Regions from separate parts of the Mus musculus genome. Here region 1 is linked to region 2. A link is a contact called in ENCODE Hi-C or POLR2A ChIA-PET data. All regions are on one chromosome and are shown on one strand. Each heading gives the region's core, a stretch centred on a gene start or an enhancer-like site at or near the end of the contact. The rest is flanking DNA. Distances are from core to core; before and after follow the strand shown.

Region 1 (6,322 bases), core at 1,633-4,132, 43 kb before region 2:
CACCGGAGGACCCACCGCTGGGCTGATGCACAGCATTAGAAACACTGGAGAACGCACTGCCCCTGAGAGCTGAACTCTTTTTATTCCTCTTCCTGAATGAATATCCATGGCCAACATCATTAGTATCCATCCCATCTCTGAAAAAAGGTCCCGGAGGAAGTGATGGGGAGTGGTGACGAGGTGTGCTCTCCCACCCTAGTCCCTCCTGGTAGCCTCCTGAGCTGTGGCACCACATCAGGTGCCTGCCCTACCGCGTAGGCTGCATACCACACAGCCTTTAGCGGGCTTCGGCTTCCCTCGCTGTAGCCCACAGAGGGCATCTCCACCATCTGTCCCTTCTACTCAGATGAAGGGGCTTGTGAGGAGTTCATCTGCTCAGCTCCAGAGTCTAAAGTGAAGCTGCAGGCAACTCTGTGTCTCATGAGTCACCGTCATTACTTTGTTCACCGACCCAGCAGGCACCTGTCAGCCACAGAATGGCCTCTATTCCCGTGTCTCTGGCCTCTTTTGACTGGTTTTCTTAGAGACTGCTGTCTGTTCAGGGTAGCCTTGTAGCAAATAAACCATCCCCTGAGGTCACAGGGCACCTCTGGAAGGCAGAACAGGCCAGTGAGCCTGTTTTCTACACATTCCACGTACGTGCTTGCGTGCCCCCATTATACACCCTGGGGTCAACCAGCTCTCTAAACTCCAGTTCTTGCCATGAAATTCTGAAATCCTTCTTTGTGGTCACCCTAAAATAGCCCCAGCTCTCATCATTGACCCTCTCCCTCTTGGAGGGGAAAACAAGGCCCTAGCAGCCCACTTAGCCCAGGGAGGGTCCTGGCTTGAGCCTGAGAAGTACCTCTCTCTGCTCTTTTCAGTCTAAAATAGGCCATGAGGCAGCCTGCCAAAATCCTACACTCTTGCCAAGCAGGAGGGTTGTATTTCTGGCTGCACATCTCAAAATGCTGGACTCGAGAAGGCTTCCCAGACCAACAGCTGACTCCGGCTGTGATGATAAGCCTATCCTGGGTTTGGCCCGAGCCTTGGGTGTACAGTAGGAGGGGCTCTGTCCCTGTCCTGGAGTGCAGGGCAGCTATATAAGGACAGCCATATAAGGGCATGGGACTAGGGGGGAGCCCAGGGGGCTGGGGTTTCTCCTGGCCCCAGCAGAAGCTCACAGTGTGCACCTGCCGTGGATAAACATTCCTGCCTGCTTGCCATTCCTCGGCCTGGAATGGGCTTCCCTTTCTTGCTGCCACCGCATACCCTCTAACAGGGTACTACGCCTCACCTGCTCCGAAAGCCTAGCCAGCAGCCCCGCCCTCTCCAGTCACACCGGACCGGCCCTAGAGGGCACAGGGATAATAGTGCCCATGTGGGAATCCGAGTGGCAGGCCTGAAAGCATGGAGGTACGGCAAGGAACAAGAGGCGGGGTTGTATGTGTGTGTCTGAGTAGTAGAGGCTAGAGAGCCATCTTGCACATCTTTCTCGATTGCACCCCACTTTATTTTCTGAAGCAGGGTCACTCGGAAGCTGGAGGTCACTGATCTGGCTAGGCTGGCTGGTCCTGTCCCAGACTCTTGGTGCTTGGGTCAAAACCACAAAGTGTCTCACTGTACTTTGCACATGAGTGCTGGGCAGCACGGCTCAGGGTCTCAGGCTTGTGTGGCAAGGACTACACTTACTGATCCATCAGCCTTGTGGGTGGGTTTTAGGTGTGTGAACGAGGCAGCAGTTTGCGGAGGCTGTGCATCCTCCATGAAGCCCAGAGGACAGAACAGGGACCAAGCGATAAAACCTATGAGGCAAGAAATGACTTAACTTCTCTTGCCCAGAGACCAGAGCAAATCAACGTGTTAGCTAAGCAGGGGGCCCTGCCATTAGGGGGTCTAAGGAAAGCCCAGGGCTCTCTTTCTGGACAGGAGCTGCTCTGGCCCCAGCCACCTCTTACTCTGCATTTCTGTATTCTACCATTGGTTCCCCGGCTCACCCACCTCTGTACTCTGAGACTATGTGTGGTGCTGACTGACCCAGGACTCCTGGGGTATATGAAAAATCACTGCCCGGGGTCCCCATCTTTTAAGCTAGTGTCCTTTGTAACTGAAGAATCTCCTTCACATCTCTATTAACACCAACAAGTGAGCAGCGGCTCGCTCAGGAGAACAGAATTGGGGGTGGCGGGGGGGGGGGTGGAGAGGAGGATTTTAATGTCCACTGATTTATCCCCCTCAGTTCTTCCTTACACATTAGATTTATATTCAGATGTGAACTTTTATTTTTTTAAGCACCGACTTCCTGCTGGCGTGGTGGTACACACCTATGATCCCAGCACTTAGAAAACTGAGGCAGAAGGGAATTGAATTCAAGTCAAGTTTGGGCTACGTACTGAGACCTTGTCTCAAAAAATCCCTAAGAAGAAAAGAATAAAGCAAAGAAAGAACCAACATCCTTTCCTTTATCTCGAGCCTGTCCATCATTCAAGATCAGTTACTCACAACCAGCCTGTCCCCTCCTCTTTCTTACAACCAGGGACCCTCACACAGAACATTTTTTTTCTCATCTCTACCCCCTGGGCTCTGGAAGTTAGCCCAGGCACAGGTATGTACTAGTTCTGCACCTAGATCTAAGATGACCCCCAAAGCCCAGACGTAGGAGGGGGAAGGAGAGAAGAGAAAAGTTCAGGTGTGAACAGCTTTCTCCTGCTTTCTCCCCAACGCTACTCCCAGGCCCAGGCCCCTTCTCCTGGGCAGCCTAACATGCACTGTTATCAACCTGGGTATTCCCCAGACCTGGAAGGTTACAGCAGGCACGGAAGGCTAAGAGCCCAGCTTCACATACCTCAAGGGCTATGTCATGGCACCAGGAAAGGCTCTGAGTCACAGATATGGTCCTTGATCCACCCTCTTAAGACAGTGTATTTGACTGCCAACAAGCTGGCCTCAGCATGAGCAAGCTGGCCTGGGTGACAGAGCAGGGATGAGACAGAGCTCCTGGCTTCTCTAACCAGCGGGACAATCTTGGATGCACAGCACATGGCTGACAGAGAGAAGGTCAGAGGTTCTCAGTTCTGGGTGCTCTGACAGGAACAGGAAATCATTTCATACAGGAAACACACCAGACACCCTCAAGAAAGCTGTAGACGTGAGCCACGGGGCGACTCTACTGTGGTGGGGGACTGGATCAAAGTGTGCACAACCACGGACAACGAGAAGAACCACACAACCCTGCCTAGCGGATCTCAAAATATAACCTCAGGCTTCTCACGAAGCCAGCCAACACCATCTGAACACAAGCAAAGGGCAAGCCGGCTTTTCATGAAGGCAAGAGGCTTGTCACCATGCTGATGGCACAGGCTCTATGAAGGGAGCGTGGACACACCCATCATGGGAGAACCAGCAGATGGCCCTTTCCCACCCTGCTCAATTTACAGGTCACCATGGCCCAGGGAGGTGTTCTGAGCTCGTGTGGCAAGTTGAGGATACATCATACCCCACCTTTCTCCACGTCCCTCCACCTCAGCTAGGCTGGGACCCAATGTCCCTTGCTCCACTGCTGGAACACGCAAATGCTTTGAGAAAAAGAAAACTGAAAACTATTTCTCTCCTGTGGCAGAAGTCAATGCTCCCTTTCTACTTTGAGGATGGAGGCCCAGGAACTGCTCTAAGGACATCCTCCCTGGCCTCTGCACCTCCCTTGGCCAAGCCCTGAGAGGCAGAAATGAGCCTGGCATCTTCCAGATCACTCTACCAAACTGGCAGGTGCAAGAAATGTGCTTTGGTCCAGGCGTCTGCTTGCGTGCTTGCTTGCTTGCTTGCCTGCCTGGCAGCTCAAGGATGGCCCAATCAGAGTGTTGAAGAGTTCCAGAACCAGGCGCTGCCAGCAGGAAACAAAGGCATAGGACCTCCTGGGGATGGAGGGGAGTGGAGTGGTACCTAAGGACGCTGGCAGTGTCTTCATCTCTTCATCTCAGGATCTCTTAGCGTCTATACAGAAATTACTCTACAGCATGAACATCCTATGGCTTCTTCTAAGAGCAGTGTGGCCTCTAGAAGTCAGGGATACCCAGAATGGAGGAACCGAGGTGCAGAGTAGAAATGAGTGTTTGGTGTCACTGGAGCTCAGGGCTTCCTGCTGCGAGGCCAGGCTGGGCTCACAGCCCTCCAAAGGAATGAGGAACAGAGCCCTGGAAAGGAAGACCCTTAGGGCTCCCAACTGGCGGGAAGAAGGTCCTGGTGGTACAAATCTAGTGGACCACATGCTTGCCTTCTGCGCTGTTGGCGTCCGTGGGACCTGGCTCCTGCTGGTCCTTTCTCATCATTTGGCTTTCAAAGTGTGACTAAAGAGACTATCAGCCACATGGTCCCCTTCAGGGGGCTGCTGGGGGGCTCACCATCTGGAGGGCCCCACTGCCACCGATGTTGACTGTCTGCCTGCGGCACAGGGTCGGGTGCAGCGGTGAGAGGGACTTGCCAGCACTCCTCCCAAAGCACACACTGCCTGGTGGCTTCTGGGAAGGGACAGCCATGCCACCAGCTGCCTCTCTGCTCCTGGGATCTGTCTACCCCATACCATCTGGGGAGGGCTAGAACCCAAGACCACGGCTGTGACCTGGCCTCCTACAAGCTAGACAAACAGGCAGAAGGTGAGGCGTTCAGCATCCCAGCTCCTGAAGTATCTGGAGCCCTGGAGGAAATGGTGAGAGGCTGTTCAGACTGGGACAAAAGAGAAAGCTAGTTTACTCATCTTTAGAGACCCAGGCCTTTGTGGCTGACAGCCTCTTGAGGAAGGGGAAGAGTCTGGGTCAAGAAGATGAAGCCACAAGACATTAAACAGCCTCAAGTGAGGATCTGTTACCTTAGAGGACACTATTTGGGGTCAACTGTCCCCAACAGGGCCTACTGTTGAAACTGACACCCAGAGGTCCCCAGCAGGCAAGAATCCAGGGTCCGACCCTGAAGAAGCTTGGGACTGTGGGTCAAGGCTTCATCTGGAAACCTTAGCTTTCTAGAGGGAAGAACTGCACAGGAGACAGAGGAGCCCTGGCATGGTTAAGTAGAGGTTGCACAGTCTCTAATGCTTCTCAGAGGCCGTAGGATAGAGCACCATCACCCCCTGCCTAACATGGGCTATCAGGCCAGGGTCTCTAACTGCCTTACAGCCTATTCCTGTGAGACAGGAAACCAGTGAGGCCCTCACTGTCTTCCTCAGCCTCCCCAAACAAAGCCAGCCCACAGAGAGGGTGCTGAGAGGGGGGCAGTGTGGCAGAAGCCTAATGTCTGGCTGTTTCCTGCTGGCTGGTTCCCCTAGGCAATCTTCCCTGGCTGTGATCTGGTCCAGCACTAAGATGTTTTAGCTAACAACACTATCTCCACAGCTCAGGCATGGCTCAACCCATAGATGGGGATGAGTGGCCAGGGTAACTCTCAGGGAGGAACATGGCCCTGAGTCACACAGCTGCCATGACAGCCAATGCTTGTGAAAACTGAGTGCATCTCTCAGCTGCCCTGGGTATCTTTTCTTGAAAATTGAGGAACAAAAGCAGTCATGCCTTCCTGGGAGTTCTGGGGCTTCACTGAGGTGGTGGGAGTGTGCACCTAAGCCTAGGCCTGGGCCCAACCCATGGAAGGAACTCTGAAAATGACATCGTCACTTGATGGGTCCCTGGACCCATGAAGATGGAAAAGCTCCTGGAAGATTGACACATCACCACATGGGCTCATTGGATGTCTCTGTATTGAGTTACTAGGCTTTTCTTTTTCTCTTGTCTTTTCTTTTGGAAAAGTGGTATTAATACAATATCCAAGCTGATCTCAAATTCCTGGACTCACTGGCTCCTCACAAAGGAAGGAGCTACAGGTGGGCCCCACTGCACGCTGCAAGGGTTATTTGTCTGTATTAGATTTTAATGCTGGTCGAGGACATTGTCCTTGATCCCTTATTACCAAACACTCTGACTTTCTTAGGCTAATGTAGAGGCTATACTAGGAGACTTGGGGTCTTGGTTTACAGGACTCTTCTAGATCTGCCACTGTGGAATAAGGGAATTTGGGCTTCAGCTACGACAAAGGGACCCATGACACCCAGCAATCAGGGCACCACAATATTCCATGGCATACAAATACCCTTGGAGATCACCCACACAGACATGAGCACAAAGGCTCTGAGAGGAAATAACTTGTCAAAGATGTCACCAAGGGAGAGCTGGGGCTCTGAACACAGTAACCTGTCACTCTGCGTGGGACACGGCTCACACCTAACCACCGCCTAGTTCCTTGTCTGTCCGTCACACCGTCCACACAAGGCTTTGTGCTCTGCCGTCTGCTGAGGAACACAGAG
Region 2 (6,152 bases), core at 3,600-6,099:
GCATGGAGAGATGAGCTGAGGCCAAGGCCCAACCTGACTGCCTTCTAGAATCCCTCAAGCCAAAAGGTACCCCACAGATTCGCTATAGCACTATAGGTTTCCTTAATTCACCGTACACAGATCTTAGTCTAGAGCCCACAAAGGCACTTATGGTGTGGCCATGCTGATATGGACCATGTGTGGCTAAGGTAGTGGAGAGGCCTGCCCTGGCCACCTACGCCCAAAGACAGAAAACAAGAGGAGCCTGACATTCAGGAAGATTCACCAGGAAACGCCCCCTGGCACTCAACCTGTGGTAGCTCTATGTCTTCCTTTCCCTTGCTCTAGCAGACACACTCAACACTGTCTCCTCTGCTACTAATTGGCCTTTTTAAAAAGGAGCAATCCACAAGGAATAGGCTTCCAAGGGAGCCAGGGTATCCCTGCTCTGCCAGCCATGACTTAAAGTGATAGGACAGCTCTGCTGGCAAGCAAGAGAAACGACGTATCCAGAGTGGCAGTTAGGGTACCCGTCTGCCCCAGCCCCCTCCATCTCAGACAGAACTGGATTCAACTGGATTCACATTGGGAGGAACTGGGCTGAGATCAGGATTTGCTGGCCAGAGAAAAAGTCATGTGGCTCCGGCACAAAGAGATGCATCTTGTATCCCTACCCCCACCCGCACCCCCACCACCACCATCCCCTTCCCCTTAGCAAAAGCACTCCAGGATATTCACTTAATCTCTGCTTGGAATATTCTTCCAGGCACTCCTGATAGGATCCAGAGGTACATGGGCTGAAAATTGTGTAGACTACAGCCTCCTATTCCTGACCATTAAGAAGCCAAAATTCTCTGTGGCCCTGAGAATCAGGGTGGGGATGGGGTGGGGTGGAAGGGACCGTGAAACAAGGATGGCCACAGATCCCGCTTCATTCTCTCCATCTATGTCAGGCCCCAAGAAAAGCTGCCCTCCTGGGTGCCCCCAGCTCCTCTGGTGCACTGGGCTGCCTACCAGGCTAGAACTGTCTGACTGAAGCCAGCATGCCAGGAACAGACCTGGACCCCCACCAGCAGGCAGGCACCCAGCAGCCCGAGAGGCACCTGCCCCTTTCTTCGTAAGAGGGAGGAGCAAGAACAGCCCAGCTCCACTCAGTCCTGCCCAGAGTGATGTCACCAGACCCTCACCAATGCCACTGCACTCAAAGTTCCACCCAGTGGTGAAGCAGGCAGCCAAGGGGGCTGCAGCGTGAGCCCACCAGAACCACACTGAACCAGGACTCCCCCAGAGGCTCCATCATATAGGAGGTGTGGTACTGTGTCTGGGAGATGACCAGCAGGCTCTGGATCCTGACTAGAGTCAAGTTCAACTCCAGGACTCAGAAAAAGCCTCTCTGGACCACGACAGTAAAATGTGATGGCTACATGCCCTAACTCCTGATCTCAGTAGGCTGAGTTTGACCCCTCCCTCCCTCCACTGTCTTCATTTCCTCCTGTGCTCCCCACTCACTGTGCAACAGAGCATCAGAGTCCTCCCAGGAAGTCCTCCTAGGAACCTTGCACATCCTCCCTACCACACTGTCTCCTCTCCTTCAGCATTTTCACCTGCTCCACCCTACATCAAGCTGAGAAGCACCTGCCTGGAGAAGGTCCTCACCTGAGTCCAGCATGAGGACTCACCATCCCCACATCCCTCCAATTCCCAGAAAGCACTGGCAAGTACATGGGGAACCATTCCTCTTCTGCTAGATTCCCCATCCTTCCTAAGATCCGCACCTCACTTCTGCATCTCATGTGGTAGTGGCATTTAAGAAATGTGTCTTTGAAACTCAACTTGCCCTAGTTTGTGATTTGTCATCAGAATTCTGAAAATATTAATTAGGGTGTCGGGGAGTGGGATAGTGCATCTCTCTTCTCTTCCAGGGGAGTTCTAATTAGGAGCAGGTAGTAAGATCTTTAACTTCTAACCTCACACTGGAAAGGGCATGTGTGTCAACAAAGTGCTGCCATGTTTGTAGAAAAGATAAAATCACTCCTCACACCAGGGCTTGAGGTGCTAGAAGGCCCTTATTATCAGCAGCTTTGCTATCTAACTTCTCTTCCCCATTACGTGGGACCTGGGGATCCTGACCAAGTAACACCACACTGTGATTCACTCCATTTGGTTGATTATAAACATATTACAGGTCCCCTGCCCCAAACCAAGCTAGAATCATTCAGAAGGCACCACAAGCAGTTATACCAACTTCAGCCAGCAGGCGGCGAGATGAGAATGGCCAGGAGCCCAGGCTGCTGGGCGAGTCACTGGTCAAAAGGCTCTAAATATCTACGCCCACAGAGTCTTCATATAATTAATATATGTGCAGTGGGGCAAACCAAAAAGGTAGAATGAAACTATGAAAGAGGAAAGAGAAGGTTGGAGCAGACAGCAAACATGACAGCACTGGTGTCGACCGAGACACCAGGGAAACGCACACAAGTACTTGGCAGATACAGATCCTGGCAAAGGAATGGAGAGAGCATAAGGCACTGGCTACAAGACGGTGACAGAGTAATTCTTAACATTCCAATGGTTCTCGTCACCAGAGAATCAGAGTCTCTGACCCAGCTTTCCTACAACTCCAACCACGTGACAGGTAACCCTAATCATCACAGTGCCCCTCCCCCTCCCCACCCCCACTATCCCATCCGGGAGTATGGAAACACCCACTTCATCTCAGACCCGTCTCATAGGGGAAGAAACCATGCACTCAGGTGCCTCCTTGACCCCCAGGCTATCACAGAGCTAAGGCAGTAAGGGCCGTGAAGACCATCCATCCTAACAGCCTGGATGGAGAAGAAGCCCCAATCTTAAGGGGCGCATGAGTCACTCAAGGTCACACAAAACTCTAACAAAGAACAGAAGGCAGAGGAGACTCACACTTCTTCCTTCGAAGCCTAGAGCTTCCTTCCCCTTCTCCAGAAAAGTGGCCCCCTCCACATACACCCCCCCAAAGTTTTTCTTAAAAGTGGATCACTCCACAGGAGATGCACACTACTGCCATGCAGCCTCGCTGAGATGTCTTTCTCCTGCCCCCAGGCTCCTCCTGGACCATGCTTGGCAGCTGACGGCCTCCAGCCAGTGGCAGGACGGAGCCTGGGGATGAGCCAAACATCTGTGCTGAGTAGTCTGAGCTCTGGTGAAGAAAGACGGAGGCAGGCAGTAGTGAGGACGAAAGAAGCAGAGATGAATTAAGTTTTCATCCAGTTTGTGTAACTCGTAAGTACTTGTGCACACAGTCACCAGCGTCACACATGAGACAGACGATATTCCCAAGCCAGCCCATCCATTGACACTTTCTCTAGAAAAATCATCTCCCTTTGTCCTTTTTGCTCATCCTGGAGGCTCCTGGAGCCTGGGAAAGAGTGGCCTGGCCAAGTGCTGGCTGCCCAGCCCACAGCAATCCCTCAAAAGCAGCAGCCTGTCCCTCATCGTGTATGGCTGCTTCCTCCTCTTCCTGGGAACCATGTAAATGAGCAGGGGACTGTGACCTCCACACCCCCACCCCACCCCCACAATGCTACAGACTGGCCTCCTGCCTCCAGGAGCAATAGAAGAAACTCAGAAACCATCCTCACGGCCCCCCACCAACCCAGGGGCACAGCTGTGCCGTCTGACCCACACCCATGATGCAGGTTCCCTGGTGCAGGTACTTCAGTGTGCCTTTTTTTTGGGAGAAGGAAGCAGTGGCAAACTTTCCAGCTTCCTGGGAGCAGAACGTGTCTCTCCTGGAAGACTGACAAGTTGAAGCCTCCATTCAGCCATGGAGAAGAGGGAAAAGGGAACAGAAAGATGCAGGGAGTGGGAGGGTGCCTTCAATTTTTAAAAGCACTTACCTTTGGGCAGATAAGGTAGAGCGAGGAGGAAGTAGAAGATATTCCTAGGGTGGAAAGCAAGGAGAAGGAGCAACGGAAGACTCAACAGTAAGGACTTACCCAGAATATCAAATTGAAGAGGAACATCGTGTACTTCAAGCAGCAGAGACAGCCCCTGGCCATGTTGCACTTCTTAAATTCTAGGAGGAACACAAAGGACAGGTCCAGGTAAAACACCACGTACTTGCTGCCTTTGGGTGCATTGTACTTGTCAGTCTTAATGCCGGCCTCCGTGCGGCTCTGACCCCGCGAACCCGCGGTGCCGTAGAAGGCGCCAGCCGTGAAGCCGCGGCCGAACGGGCGGCCAGAGGTGGACGGCTTGGCAAAGTCCGAGTCCTTGCTGTCCAAAGATGGACTCCGGTGGATCGAAGAATCCTCGCTACTCGACTTCTCCATGCTCGCCTCGTTCCCGGGGGGCACGAGGGGCGGGGGGCATTGCTCCCAGAGTGGGACGGAGGGGGCACCCCGGTCGGGCACGGGTTCTGAGCAAGCTGGCTGTTGGAGCTTCGCACGCCCCCTCTCTGCACCCGCGAGCAATAGCGGAGCAACCAACTGCCGGGGGTTCACTGCCTCTGGGACGGCGCCCCGCTCCCAGCCTTAGCCCGCTGGCCCGGGAGGGCTCTGCGGCACTGTTATAAGCACGCTTGGGGAGCCGGCTCGCCTGCGTAACTAGGCTTCTTTAGGGAGGCTGCAATTTGACTGCTCTTTCCCGGGCGGCTGCACCACCGACCGGACGCAGCACTCGAGGCGAAAGGGCGCTGGGATCCAAGCTCCGCAGGCACGCCTCTTCCAACCCGGAGCCCCACCACTTTGCGGGCGCTCGGCCTCCCTTGCTCCGCGACTTTGCGGAGCCGCTGCCGGCCCTGGGCTGCCCGGGTGCGCCGCGGGCAGAGAGCCTCGGATCCGCTGCAGCTGCAACCGCTGGGCTTGCCCTGCGAAATTCCAGCCCTGACTCTCGACTCTGAAATCGCCTAGAGCCCCTTCCCCGGGCTCTGGGCCCCGCCCCCTGCTTTGCATCCGACCAATGGGCTCAAGGTCTGCCTGGCTCCGGTAGGGGAGCTACCCCCCTCCCCAATGACACAATATCTTTAATAGGATTAGCGGTCTGCTTGTGTGCCTAAACTAGTGTGCCCAGAACCCTTCTAAATGTCAAGGGCTCGCTCAGTGGCTAGGAATGAACTAACACCTCCATGGGAAAGCACTGGTTTCTTGCCCCAGCAAGGGCCGCGACTAGAGGAGGGGGAGAACTGGAGACACCAAGAACCCTAGGAAGCCAGAGGATAGGTCTGGGGGGAAAGGCTGGAAGGGAAAGAAACGGTGGCCACTACTAGGCTGGCCTCCGCCCCCTAGGAACGTCGGGCCTGTCTAGCCTGGGGCACATGGTCCCAAGCAGTACCTTTACACACACACACACACACACACACACACACACACACACACACACACACACACACACACACACACACACCACGCTTTTGCACACGTGAGAATGGCTACTGCGCACTGGTAGAGGGGCCGCAGCAGAGACGCAAGGTGTAGGAAAGCGCCCTCAGGCCTCCGCGGGGCGCGCCGCCCTCCCTGCCCCCTCCACGCGCACACGCACGCGCGGCTCCGAGAGACTCCTGCAGCTGCGCAAGCCCCCGCCTCCGCGTTCCCGAGTGGGACGGCGGGCTGCAAGGGGCAGGCGGCTCAAGTGGGGCACTGCTTTTTGCCAGCAGAAGAGCAAGGTAGCAATGCTTTTTTGGTCACACCCGAGTCCTCTCGGAGCCGAGGTCAGAGAAAAGACAGGAGGTATGTGCCTGCCAGAGGAACATCCAAAAACAGCCCTTCATCCTCTTGTGAAGCGCTGCAATGAAGACAGCCTCCTCTGGGCTTATATGCAGAAGTCTGCATTGCTGACCTGGGGCCACCACGGTTTGCAAATGATAAAAACTAGAAGACTGAGTGGGGTGGGGGTGCGGGGGTTAGACACTGAGTCTCTCCTTTGTGCAGTGAGTCAGTGTGGGAGCTAAGTTTTACCAGGCTCCCAGCAGCTAACAAGGAGCTCAGCCTCTGGAAGGTACTCCATAGGGACGGCTAGATGGAGTCTACTCTGCAACCCCCAACCCTCTATCCTGAGCCCCAAGGGGGAGCCCTTGAGGAAACACCATAGTACTACTGCCTGCCCTTTGGGCAGCACAAAATCTAGTTAGGACAGGAAGTTACTGGAGGCACAGATAGACTCAGATGGTTGTGGCTATGCCCCGAGGGGTGGGGGGT

The links. A loop is a pair of places that touch in the nucleus more often than their neighbours do. ChIA-PET counts read pairs that join two places held with the same protein, here RNA polymerase II (POLR2A).
Region 1: a loop to region 2 is called in a map of heart, with 6 times the contacts of the local background. The contact joins the enhancer-like site here to the promoter of Tspan9 in region 2. A Hi-C loop is called at or near these places in 8 of 37 maps with a recorded cell type or tissue (Patski, gastrocnemius and heart). POLR2A ChIA-PET finds 5 or more read pairs at or near these places in 1 of 5 experiments (embryonic stem cell).

What each region holds. Positions count from the first base shown.
Region 1 is chr6:127,988,849-127,995,170 of GRCm38, forward strand. All of the region lies in intron 1 of Tspan9 (tetraspanin 9), which reads right to left. Among named protein-coding and RNA genes, the nearest start is that of Tspan9, 43 kb to the right of the region's middle. Within about 2 kb of position 2,883, at least 1 of the 3 ENCODE cell types and tissues checked has a DNase peak (open chromatin) inside an H3K27ac peak, as active enhancers do; it is heart, where a contact is called at or near this core.
Region 2 is chr6:128,030,213-128,036,364 of GRCm38, forward strand. It overlaps Tspan9 (tetraspanin 9), which reads right to left and starts at 4,850. Exons shown (of 7, transcript NM_001379136.1): 1 at 3,954-4,850. The coding sequence starts at 4,289.